Regions from separate parts of the Homo sapiens genome. Here region 1 is linked to region 2. Evidence: chromatin contacts called from ENCODE Hi-C or POLR2A ChIA-PET data. All regions are on one chromosome and are shown on one strand. Each heading gives the region's core, a stretch centred on a gene start or an enhancer-like site at or near the end of the contact. The rest is flanking DNA. Distances are from core to core; before and after follow the strand shown. Region 1 holds the start of PARP4 (poly(ADP-ribose) polymerase family member 4). Region 2 holds the start of LATS2 (large tumor suppressor kinase 2).

Region 1 (5,068 bases), core at 378-2,877, 3.5 Mb before region 2:
CTAGTTGTCCCCAGTGTCTATTGTTGCCATCTTTATATCCATGAGTACCCAGTGTTTAGCTCCCACTTACAAATTAGAACATGTGGTATTTGGTTTTCTGTTCCTTCATTAATTCACTTACGACAATGGCCTCCAGTTGCAGTCACGTTGCTGTGAAGGACATGATTCCATTCATTCTTTTTATGGCTTCGTAGTATTCCATGGTGCAAATGTACCACATTTTCTTTATCCAGTCCATTGTCGATGAGCACCTAAGTTCATTCCATGTCTTTCCTATTGTGAAGCGTGCTGTGACGAACATACTAGTGCATGTGTCTTTTTGGTAGAATGAGTTCTCTTGTTTTGAATATGTACCCAGTAATGGGATAGCTGGGTTGAATAGCAGTTCTGTTTTCAGCACTTTGAGAAATCTTCAAACTGGTTTCCACAGTGGTTCAACTAATTTACATTCCCACTGACAGTGTATAAGCATTTCCTTTTCAATAAAGCCTTGCCAGCATCTGTTGTTCCTTGACTTTTTAATAATAACCATTCTGACTGGTGTAAGATGGTATCTCATTGCAGTTTTAATTTGCACTTTTCTGATAATTAGTTATGCTGGGCTTTTTTTCATGCTTGTTGACCATTTGCACATCTTCTATTGCATATTCTCTATTTATTGAGACTTTGTTCTCCTGGTTGTTTCTTTCAGTTATTTTTCTATGTTTCCTTTCACTTTTTGTCCATGTTTAAGACAGTTTATTTGAAGTATTTGTCTAATAATTCCTATGTCTGTGCTTCCTCAGCTCAGGGACAATTTCTGTTCATTTCTTTTTTCCTTTGAATTGGCCATTTTTTCGCCTTTTTTTTTGCATGCCTCATAATTTTTTGTTGAAGATTGGACATTTTGAGCATTACGATGTGGTAACTCTAGGAATCAGTCTCTCTCCTCCCCCAGAATCTCTTGTTGTTTCTTAGACAACCCTATAGAGTAGGTTGTAATGATGAAACTTGGTAAATTACCTTGTCCCCAGCCCCCTTGGTAATAAATTGTGGAGTCAGGATTCAACCCCATACCCTTTCCACTGTATTCTCTACTCTATCCTTTCTATTCTCATTTTATTCAGTATCCTAAAAATCTGAATCTTCCCCATTGCTTTATTCCCATTTCAGTGAATCTCAGATCTGTATCTCCAGCCCCCTGCCTCTCTTGAATGGCAGATAAATATATTTCCAACTAGTTACACTGTCACGAATTTCAAACGCAGGAAGGCTTAAAGTAAATTTATTATCTCACTCTCCTGTTTCCACGAACTTTCCCGAAATTTTCTTCTTTCCCGGCCTTGTGAATCCCTTCCATTTCTCAGTTAAAGGACAGCACCATCCACCCACCTCTCTCAAAGCCGAGCTTTGTATTAATCCTCATTGACAAAATCCCTCCTGAAATATGAAACTGAAAGCCCTGAACCCTCCGGCTGATCTTGGAAGAGAAACCCCGCCAGAGGCCGGGGACCCGCTCCCCACCTGGCGGACCCGATTCCGGGCGCGTTCCGGCTATCGTCCCTGCTTGGGACGCTGCGCCCGCCTGGTGCGGGGCGGGGTTCCGGCGCAGTGGCGCCCGCCCAGCCCCGGGGGCAGGGAGAGCCTAGATTACGGAAGTACCGCGAGCAAGGAGCGCGGAATCGGGGAGCGTCCGGAGCTAGCTGGATCCTCTAGGCAGGTGCGTGGGCGCTGCGGGGTGGGGGGCTGCAAAGGTCCCTGTAGTCCTAGCCAGGAAGTGGCCCGCGTACTACTTTCCCGCCAGTGGCTGCACCCTTGCCCTGCGCGGCGTTGGCGCTGTGGGCCTGACGGCGCTGCTAGGCTCGGGAGTGGACTAGCTAGTGCAGCCAGCGCCCTCGGGGAGGGATATTGCGGTCGTTCCGCTCTGCCCCGCGGCGCAGCCCTGGTGACGAGAAACCGGGTGCGGTGGGGGGCGCCCACCGGAGCCGACAGTCACACCAAGTCTCCGCACCCCGTGCGGTGCGGTTCGCAGTAGCACGCGTTGTTTCTTGTTTCCAGTATGCCAAACGGCCTTCTTTCCTAAAGTTAGGTTTCGAATTGTGCAAAAAGTAAGGTGGTTTGGTGAGTAATCAGGAAGTACTATCTGACCTCGTGAGTCATTGGGAACACCGTGATAGAAACAATGTGTTTGTTGAGGTCCAAAGTTGAAAACCTCTAACTCAGTTAAGTAATTCCTGCTAGGAGGGCCGAATGGTTCACCCAGGGATCGAGTTGGTAGATCACAGGTTCTAGAAAACTAAGGCGCTGCTAAATATTCAAGCCCAAGCACTTTCAATTCTGGACTGCTGGATGACAACAATTATATGACAATATCCAAGCATAGTGCTATGATAAAGGGGAAGTTCGCTCTGAGATGTGCGTGTTGCAGACTCATTACATCTGACTTTATCATTTATTAAGTAAACATTAGGTCTTGTTTGTGTGCGTAGAGCTACTGTATATCATGTAGGAGTGAAATAAAAGTAGTACCTTTGTTGTTTAAGGGTTTAATAAACCCATTAGGGAGGTGCATTACTGATGCCATTTGAGTCCAAAATGCAAATAGTGTCAGAAGGCTTTTCTGTAATCCTGGGCTTTAATGGATACGTGAGAGTTTTTAGTAAGCAAGCTTTTATTGAATGCCCACTGTATATCAAAAGTGATCTTAGCGTGTGCTGACTCACACACTTCGGAAGGCGGAGGCTGTAGAATCAAGACTGCCCAGAAAGGGACTCCTCAGGGTTTTCCGAGAGGAGGAAATGCCAGTGGTAAAGACGAAGACCTGTGAAGCAGGAAGCCACTTGATTCCACCTACACCAATGGTTTATGGAGCAGCCAAGAGTTTGTGAGGAGGCGCGCTGAGGGTTTCTTAGGAATCGGGGCTGTTCCCTGCTGTCTTTGGGTGGAAGACACTCTGTGAATGTTATTTGGGGAAGAAGCTGGGAAGGGGGACAGGCTGGAGTGACTGTGCAGATTTGCCTTAGAGAATAACCAGCCCCTAGCCCAGTGTCCGCCACATCTCATATGTACGTAATCAGCGCTGATGAAAACATGAACTAACTCTGTGTTTAGAGAACACTTTGAAACAAGGAAGAACTAGTGGCGCATGTCGGTTAGGCGCTGTTAACCCAGAAGAGGGCTGGCATTTTACAGAGACTAGAGATGAATCTGTGGAAAGAGAGAAGTCAAGACCTGACTTGAGATTTCACGAAACCCAAAGTGCGCCTTTCCATACCTCCCACGCAGCCGCAGGTGCTAAGAACAGACCGCAGATTTATGTTTAAAATGTTTTTACTCTGGGCCGGGCGTGGCAGCTCACACCTGTAACCCCAGCACTCTGGGAGGCTGAGGCAGGAGGATGGCTTGAGCCCAGGAGTTTGTGACCAGCCTTGGCAACATAGTAAGAACCCTGTCTCTACCAAAATTAGCTGGGCATGGTGGTGCAGGCCTGTGGTCCCAGCTACTAAGTAGGCCGGGTGAAAGGATTGCTGGGAGGGAGGTCGAGGTTGCAGTGAGCTGTGACAGTGACCACACCACTGCACTCCAGCTTGGGAGACAGAGCCAGACCCTGTCTCAAATAAAATAAAATGTTTATACTTTGATTTCACAACTATGTGTATGTACTTAATGCCACTGAACTGTACACACAGTTTTAAAAACTGTACCACAATTTTTAAAAGGCTAAAAAATGTTTATACTCCTTGATTCAGTAATTCCATTTCTGGCCATCAACTCTAGGGAAACTATGACAGAGATGTGGCAAAAAAATATATGTACAAGCATTTTAATTAAAGTGTATTTCTAATAGTGAACACTTTTTTTTTTTTTTTTTTGAGACGGAGTCTCGCTCTGTCGCCCAGGCTGGAGTGCAGTGGCGGGATCTCCGCTCACTGCAAGCTCCGCCTCCCGGGTTCACGCCATTCCCCTGCCTCAGCCTCCCAAGTAGCTGGGACTACAGGCACCCGCCACTACGCCCGGCTAATTTTTTGTATTTTTAGTAGAGACGGGGTTTCACCGTTTTAGCCGGGATGGCCTCGATCTCCTGACCTCGTGATCCGCCCGCCTCGGCCTCCCAAAATGCTGGGATTACAGGTGTGAGCCACCGCGCCCGGCCAATAGTGAACACTTTTAAGTAACCAAGTATCTGATGACTTGGGGAAGGATGAAATAAACGCAAAGCTTATGTAACCACTAAAAACACCTTCAAAGAATATTTAGTGACATGGGGAGGATATCACTAAAAGCTAAATAAGCTGTGAAAGTGAAAGTCCTATTTAAAAAGTAAAGAGCAACTGGCTATAACATTAAATATAGAATATTAATAATTTAGAAAATACAATGATACAAGAAATAATAACACCAAAAAAATTAAAATATCAACAGTGGGGGCTAGGTGTGGTGGCTCATGCCTGTAATCCTAGCACTTTGGGAGGCAGAGGTGGGCAGATCACTTGAGCTCAGGAATTCGAGACCAGCCTGGCCAACATGGTGAAACCCCGTCTCTACTAAAAATACAAAAATTAGCTGGGCGTGGTGGTGCGTGCCTGTAGTCCCAGCTACTTGGAGGCTGAGGCACGAGAATTACTTGAACCTGGGAGGCAGAAGGTTGCAGTGAGCTGAGATCATGCCACTGCACTCCAGCCTGGGTGACAGAGCGAGACTGGCTCAAAAAACAAACAAATAAAAATCAACAGTGGGGTTATTTCTGGATGGAGGGATCAGGTGCTTTTTTAAAAATAACTTTATTGACCCATAATATGTATGTAACTATTATGTATCCAAAAAATACTATTTAAAAAATGTATTGGGGTACAATTTACATACATTAAATTCATTCATTTTAATTGTACAATTTAGTAATTTTTCTCTCTTTTTTTTTTTTTGAGATAGGGTCTCTTGTCACCCAGGCTGGAGTGCAGTGGCATGATCACAGCTCACTGCAGCCTTGACCTCCCAGGCTCAAGTGATCCTCCCACCTAAGTCTCCTGAGTAGCTGGGACCATAGGCATGTACCACCTTGCCCAGCTAAGTTTTGTATTTTTTGTAGAGA
Region 2 (4,981 bases), core at 2,441-4,940:
GGACACACACATACACATATGTATATACTATGTCAGTTAATTTATACACTCCAATTTTGTTACTACTGTCCGCTCTATGCTCAGCTGGTCTTGTGTTGTCTCTTTTTCTCCTCTTCTCAGCTAGATACATTATGTAGATGTGCTTATTTAACTGATTAACTTTAAAACATTTTCTGGACCAGGCATGGTGGCTGAAGCCTGTAATCCCAGCACTTTGGGAGGCCAAGGCAGGCAGATCACCTGAGGTCAGGATTTCGAGACCAGCCTGGCCAACATGGTGAAACCCCATCTCTACTAAAAATACAAAAATTAGCCGTGCATGGTGGAGCATGCCTATAATCTCAGCTACTCCAGAGGATGAGGCAGGAGAATTGCTTGAACCCGGGAGATGGAGGTTGCAAGGTTGCAGTGAGCTGATATCTCACCATTGCATTCCAGCCTGGGCGACAGAGCAAGACTCCATCTCAAAAAAAAAAAAAGAAAAAGAAAAAAAGAAAAAAAATTATGTTAACTATCCTACTATAGAAGTATCAGGAAGTATAAGACAAAACCATTCAGAATCACTACACTACATCCAGAGACTACCACTTTTAACATTTGGCTGTGTAATTTTCTGGGCTTTAAAAATAGTTTAAAAAATATACATGTGTACATAGTTTATTGTATATACATATAAAATAAACTTATATTGTTGCTGTTTTTCCTTTCTTTTTTTTGTTTTTAGTAGAGATGGGATCTTACTCTGTTGGCTAGGCTGGTCTCGAACTCCTGGCCTCAAGTGATCCACCCATCTCAGCTTCCCAAAGTGCTGGGATTACAGGCATGAGCCACCATGCCCAGCATGTGTTTTTCTTGAACACCTCTACCTCTACCACACTATAAACCCCATCAGGGGATAAATCTTATGGTTTTGCTTACCATGTTATCCCAAGTATGATTTATTTTAGCACATGGCTCATAGCAGGTACCAATAACAAAACAAAACAGAAACAAAACAAAACAAAAACCCAAACATGGGTTTTTTAATTTTAGCACATGGTTCATAGCAGGTACCGATAACAAAACAGAAAACAAAACAAAAACCCAAACATACAACAACAAACAAAAATGAGAAGGAATGAATGACTGCATGTTAATAAACACAAATCGTTAATCACAACATTCTTCCATGTGAGCGTGTCAGCTTTCCCAACCAAGCCCCTATCTTGGAAACTTGTTTCCAATTTGTCTGTATTCATATATATATATAAAATTTAAAATTTTTAATGTTTTTTAAAAAAGGCACAAAGAATAGTATAGCACACATTATTGAACCCAACCTCCCAGAACCAACAACTTTTAAGATTTTGAGTTTTATTTCCGTTTTTTAAATAAAAGAAAGCATTGTAAAGTTGAAGTCTTCATTTTTTTTCTCTGCTCAATTTCCCTCCTTCCCTCTAATATAAACAACAGCTGTCATGAATTTGGTGTGTGTGATATTGCATTCTATGTCTATACTTATATAAAGTATGTGATCATTTTAGGTTCTGTGGGATTTTGATTATTTATAAATATGGTATCACAGTGTATATATATAGTTCTGCAACTTGCTTTTTTTCACTCCACAGTGCTTTTGAATTCTTTCTACCATCATTTATCCTTTACAACTACAGAGCTAGTTCATTAACTTAGCTACTGTGTATATTCCATCATTTGGATATCTACCTTTCATTTTCCTACCCCTTGACTGGACATTTGGGGTTTTTCTCAATTTTTCACTACTGCAAACAATGCTGAAATGATCATTGTAACTGCAACATTTTTATTAGGTATTTTATGCACAAATTTTAAGGTCCATTAAATCTATTTTATAATATTTTTCATTCCACAAGTGTTTTAAAAATTATTTTTACATCTTTGAAGGCAGAGCAGGAGCAGGATCTTTAAACACACAACAAAAAAAGATTAGCAGCCATGTGGCTTGGGGTTGGGGTGGAGAAAGTATAGTCAGCTTAAGAGTGAAAAGAAGGCCAAGCATGGTGGTGTGCGCCTGTGTTCCCAGCTACCCTAGAGGCTGAGGCAGGAGGATGGCTTGAGCTCAGGAGTTCAAGGCTGATGTGGGCTGCAGTAAGTTATGATTGTGCCACTGCACTCCAGCGTGGGCAATGGAGTGAGACTCTGTCTCTAAGAAAAAAAGGAAAAAATGTGGAAAAGTACATAGGTAATGCCAGTAGGGCTCAATTGCAGAATATTGGCTGGAGACTTATTTTGCTCCCAGTACTGTGCAAGATATCTGGGTAGCATACAGGATACTATCGAAAAATTAAATTGAATTCTAAGCTGCACGATGATGGTTTCTTTTTTTTTTTTTTGCACACTTCTGCTGGCAGGAAGGGATTACGGTTTGATTATCAGAGCCCAAAGAAGAGAGAAAACAGAGATCTGAGAAGATTCCCTGGAAGAGCTGAGGCCTTAAGAGATTGAAAGAGAGGGAGGGGAGGAGGATGAACCAGGGACTGAAGGCTGGGTGAGACTGTCAAAATAGTGCACAGATAATGACCTTTACTACTGTTTCCCATGAGAGTAAAATTTAAAAATTTCACAAGAGTTTGTCAATTAAAGAGGAAATCGAGTTGACTTTAAACACTATATTGACCCTCAGCATCACTTGCCACAGATATAGGTGGTAGGAAGTATGATGTTAGGAGAGCCAGAAGTAGACTGAGGATTTGGCTTCCAGTCTATTATTTCTACTGTGAATCTTTGCACCATCCCTGCTTCTGTCCCTGTACCAGATCCACAGTCCTCAAATGGATAGTGAAGCTGTTCAAAACCCACGACCTCACTTGCTGGTATATACGGTACTATACTATTCCCTACACCATAAAATACTTCTCAGAAAGAAAATATACATGGGGAGGGGAGGTTGATTAAATTAAATCAGGTTAAATTTGGGTGTGCATCAGACGTTCTTTTTTTTTTTTTTTTGAGACGGAGTTTTGCTCTTCTTGCCTAGGCTGGAGTGCAATGATGCGATCTCAGGTCACCGCAACCTCCGCCTCCCGGGTTCCAGTGATTCTCTTGCCTCAGCCTCCCGAAGAGCTGGGATTACAGGCATGAGCCACCACGCCTGGCTAATTTTGTATTTTTAATAGAGACGGGGGTTTCTCCAAGTTGGTCAGGCTGGTCTCGAACTCCCGACCTCAGGTGATCCACCCGCCTAGACCTCTCAAAGTGCTGGGATTACAGGCGTGAGCCACCGCTTCTGGCAAACGTCCTTCTTAATTGTTTGATTCCACTGTCCCAATAGCCGTCTGTCCTTTTCTGCCCCTATTTTTAGTGTCCAGCCACTAGTTGGTAACTTGGTGGCTCCTTCAGGCCTGCTAACTTTTTTTTTTCTTTCACCAAGACTGGTATGAGATACTTAAGAATAGTGGCTTTAACGACAGTTACCAACTTTTAATACAAATGCAGTCGAGAGGGCAAATACTCAAGTTTGGGGGCAGATAGCAGCCAGTCAAATAGGTCCGAGAGGCCCTGGCGAGCTACCGCAGGCCAGCAGGGAGGCCGTGGGCAGGTGGCGGTCGAGGCCGGAGGCAGGAAGCACGGCCGGGCGGGGCTGGGCGGAGCGGCCGCGGAGGAGCAGGGGCCGCAGGCGCCCCGCCCGGACTGGTATGCGGCCGAGAGTGACGCGGGAGGCGGGGTCACGTGACGCCCGTGGAATGCCAACAATGTAGCGAATGTCCCACTTGGGTCTGCGCTTTGGAACCGCGGCGTGAGCGCCCCGGGAAGATGGAGCAGTCGCCGTCCACGCCACCGCCGCCGCCCGGGGCTCCCCCGTCCCTGCGGGGCCAGCAGCAGCTCCAGCCACCAGTGCCCGGTCTCCCGGCGCGAGAGGCCCGGGAGCCGCCGGCCAGGACGCCCCCGAGGGTGTAGACCGCGCCCCTGGAGGTGAGGGGGCTGGGAGCTGGGGTCGGGGCGGCAGCTCGGAGGGTGGCGAGAGTTTCCGCGAAGCGGTCGAGCCCTGCGGCTCCGCGCACCTACTGTGGTGCCGAGGCTCCGGGAAGGGCGCCCGGCGGGGCGGCCGAGGAAGTTTGTCCGGACGGAGCCCTGCGCCCTGCCCCCACGGTCCGCGCCCGCCCGGAGCCGCCCCCGCCCGGCGGCTCGTAGTCCAGGCCGTACGGAGCCCGCGGAGCCGGTTCCAGAGGAGCCGGGGAAGTTGGAGGCCGGCGTCGGGCGGGGGCAGCGGGGCTGCGCCGCTTTGTTGTGCGGCGACCGGGGCGGCCGGGATCCCGGCGGGGCAGGGGCGGCGCGGGCCGGGGGCGGTGTCCTAGACCCGAAAGGCCGTAGCGCCGGGCGCGCCTCTGCTTCCGCTGTCTCCGGGGGATCGGCTTTTCACTAGACGCCCGGCCGGGCGCCCCTGACAGCCTCGGGACCCCCGGTCCGGCGGCGCAGCGGTCCCACGGATCCGGGGCCATCCTCCCGGCCGCGCCATCGTCCCACGGGCCAATCAGTCCTTCAGAGCCCGCCCTGTTGGCCCCCGCCGGCCGCCCCGTCGTCCCGCGAGCCGACGGACCCACGGCGGTGCCGCAGTCGAGGCCGCGCCGCCCCTCAGCCCCCGGTGGCTGCGCCGCCTCACCCACTGCCGCGCGGTTCCCACCCCGTTCCCCGCGGCCGCGCCGCCGGCTCACGGGCCAGTCAGCCCCTCAGAGGCCACCGGACCCTGGGGGCGCCGTTCCTCCCGGGCTGCGGGCGGCCAGGCCCTGCTCGGCGTCTCCCGGCCGGCTGCCGCGCCAACTCTGCGAGTTTGCTCACGGTCTTGGCGGGACGCGGCCCGAGGCGCAGGAGCGCTTTCGTGGCCACGCGAACGGCGGCCGTTGCATAACACGCCATTCCCGTGCCCTAGTTTAGCGACGTGTGGGGGGTTTGGCTTTCTCTTCTGATGTAAGCTCACCTGCGCTTAGCTCCCCAGCCGGACTCTGGAGATGGGGATTCTGACATC

The links. Hi-C counts contacts between places; a loop is a spot of excess contacts on that map. ChIA-PET counts read pairs that join two places held with the same protein, here RNA polymerase II (POLR2A). Pooled maps may share reads with other maps.
Region 1: a loop to region 2 is called in a pooled map, with 5 times the contacts of the local background. The contact joins the promoter of PARP4 here to the promoter of LATS2 in region 2. A Hi-C loop is called at or near these places in 3 of 50 pooled maps. POLR2A ChIA-PET finds 5 or more read pairs at or near these places in 2 of 52 experiments (PC-9 and Panc1).

What each region holds. Positions count from the first base shown.
Region 1 is chr13:24,509,337-24,514,404 of GRCh38, reverse strand. PARP4 (poly(ADP-ribose) polymerase family member 4) reads left to right here and starts at 1,627. Exons shown (of 34, transcript NM_006437.4): 1 at 1,627-1,699. All of the region lies in intron 1 of LOC105370117 (a long non-coding RNA gene), which reads right to left. RefSeq lists a silencer at 1,470-1,629.
Region 2 is chr13:21,060,295-21,065,275 of GRCh38, reverse strand. LATS2 (large tumor suppressor kinase 2) reads left to right here and starts at 3,690. Exons shown (of 8, transcript NM_014572.3): 1 at 3,690-3,930. RefSeq lists silencers at 3,476-4,275, 4,416-4,825 and an enhancer at 4,331-4,981.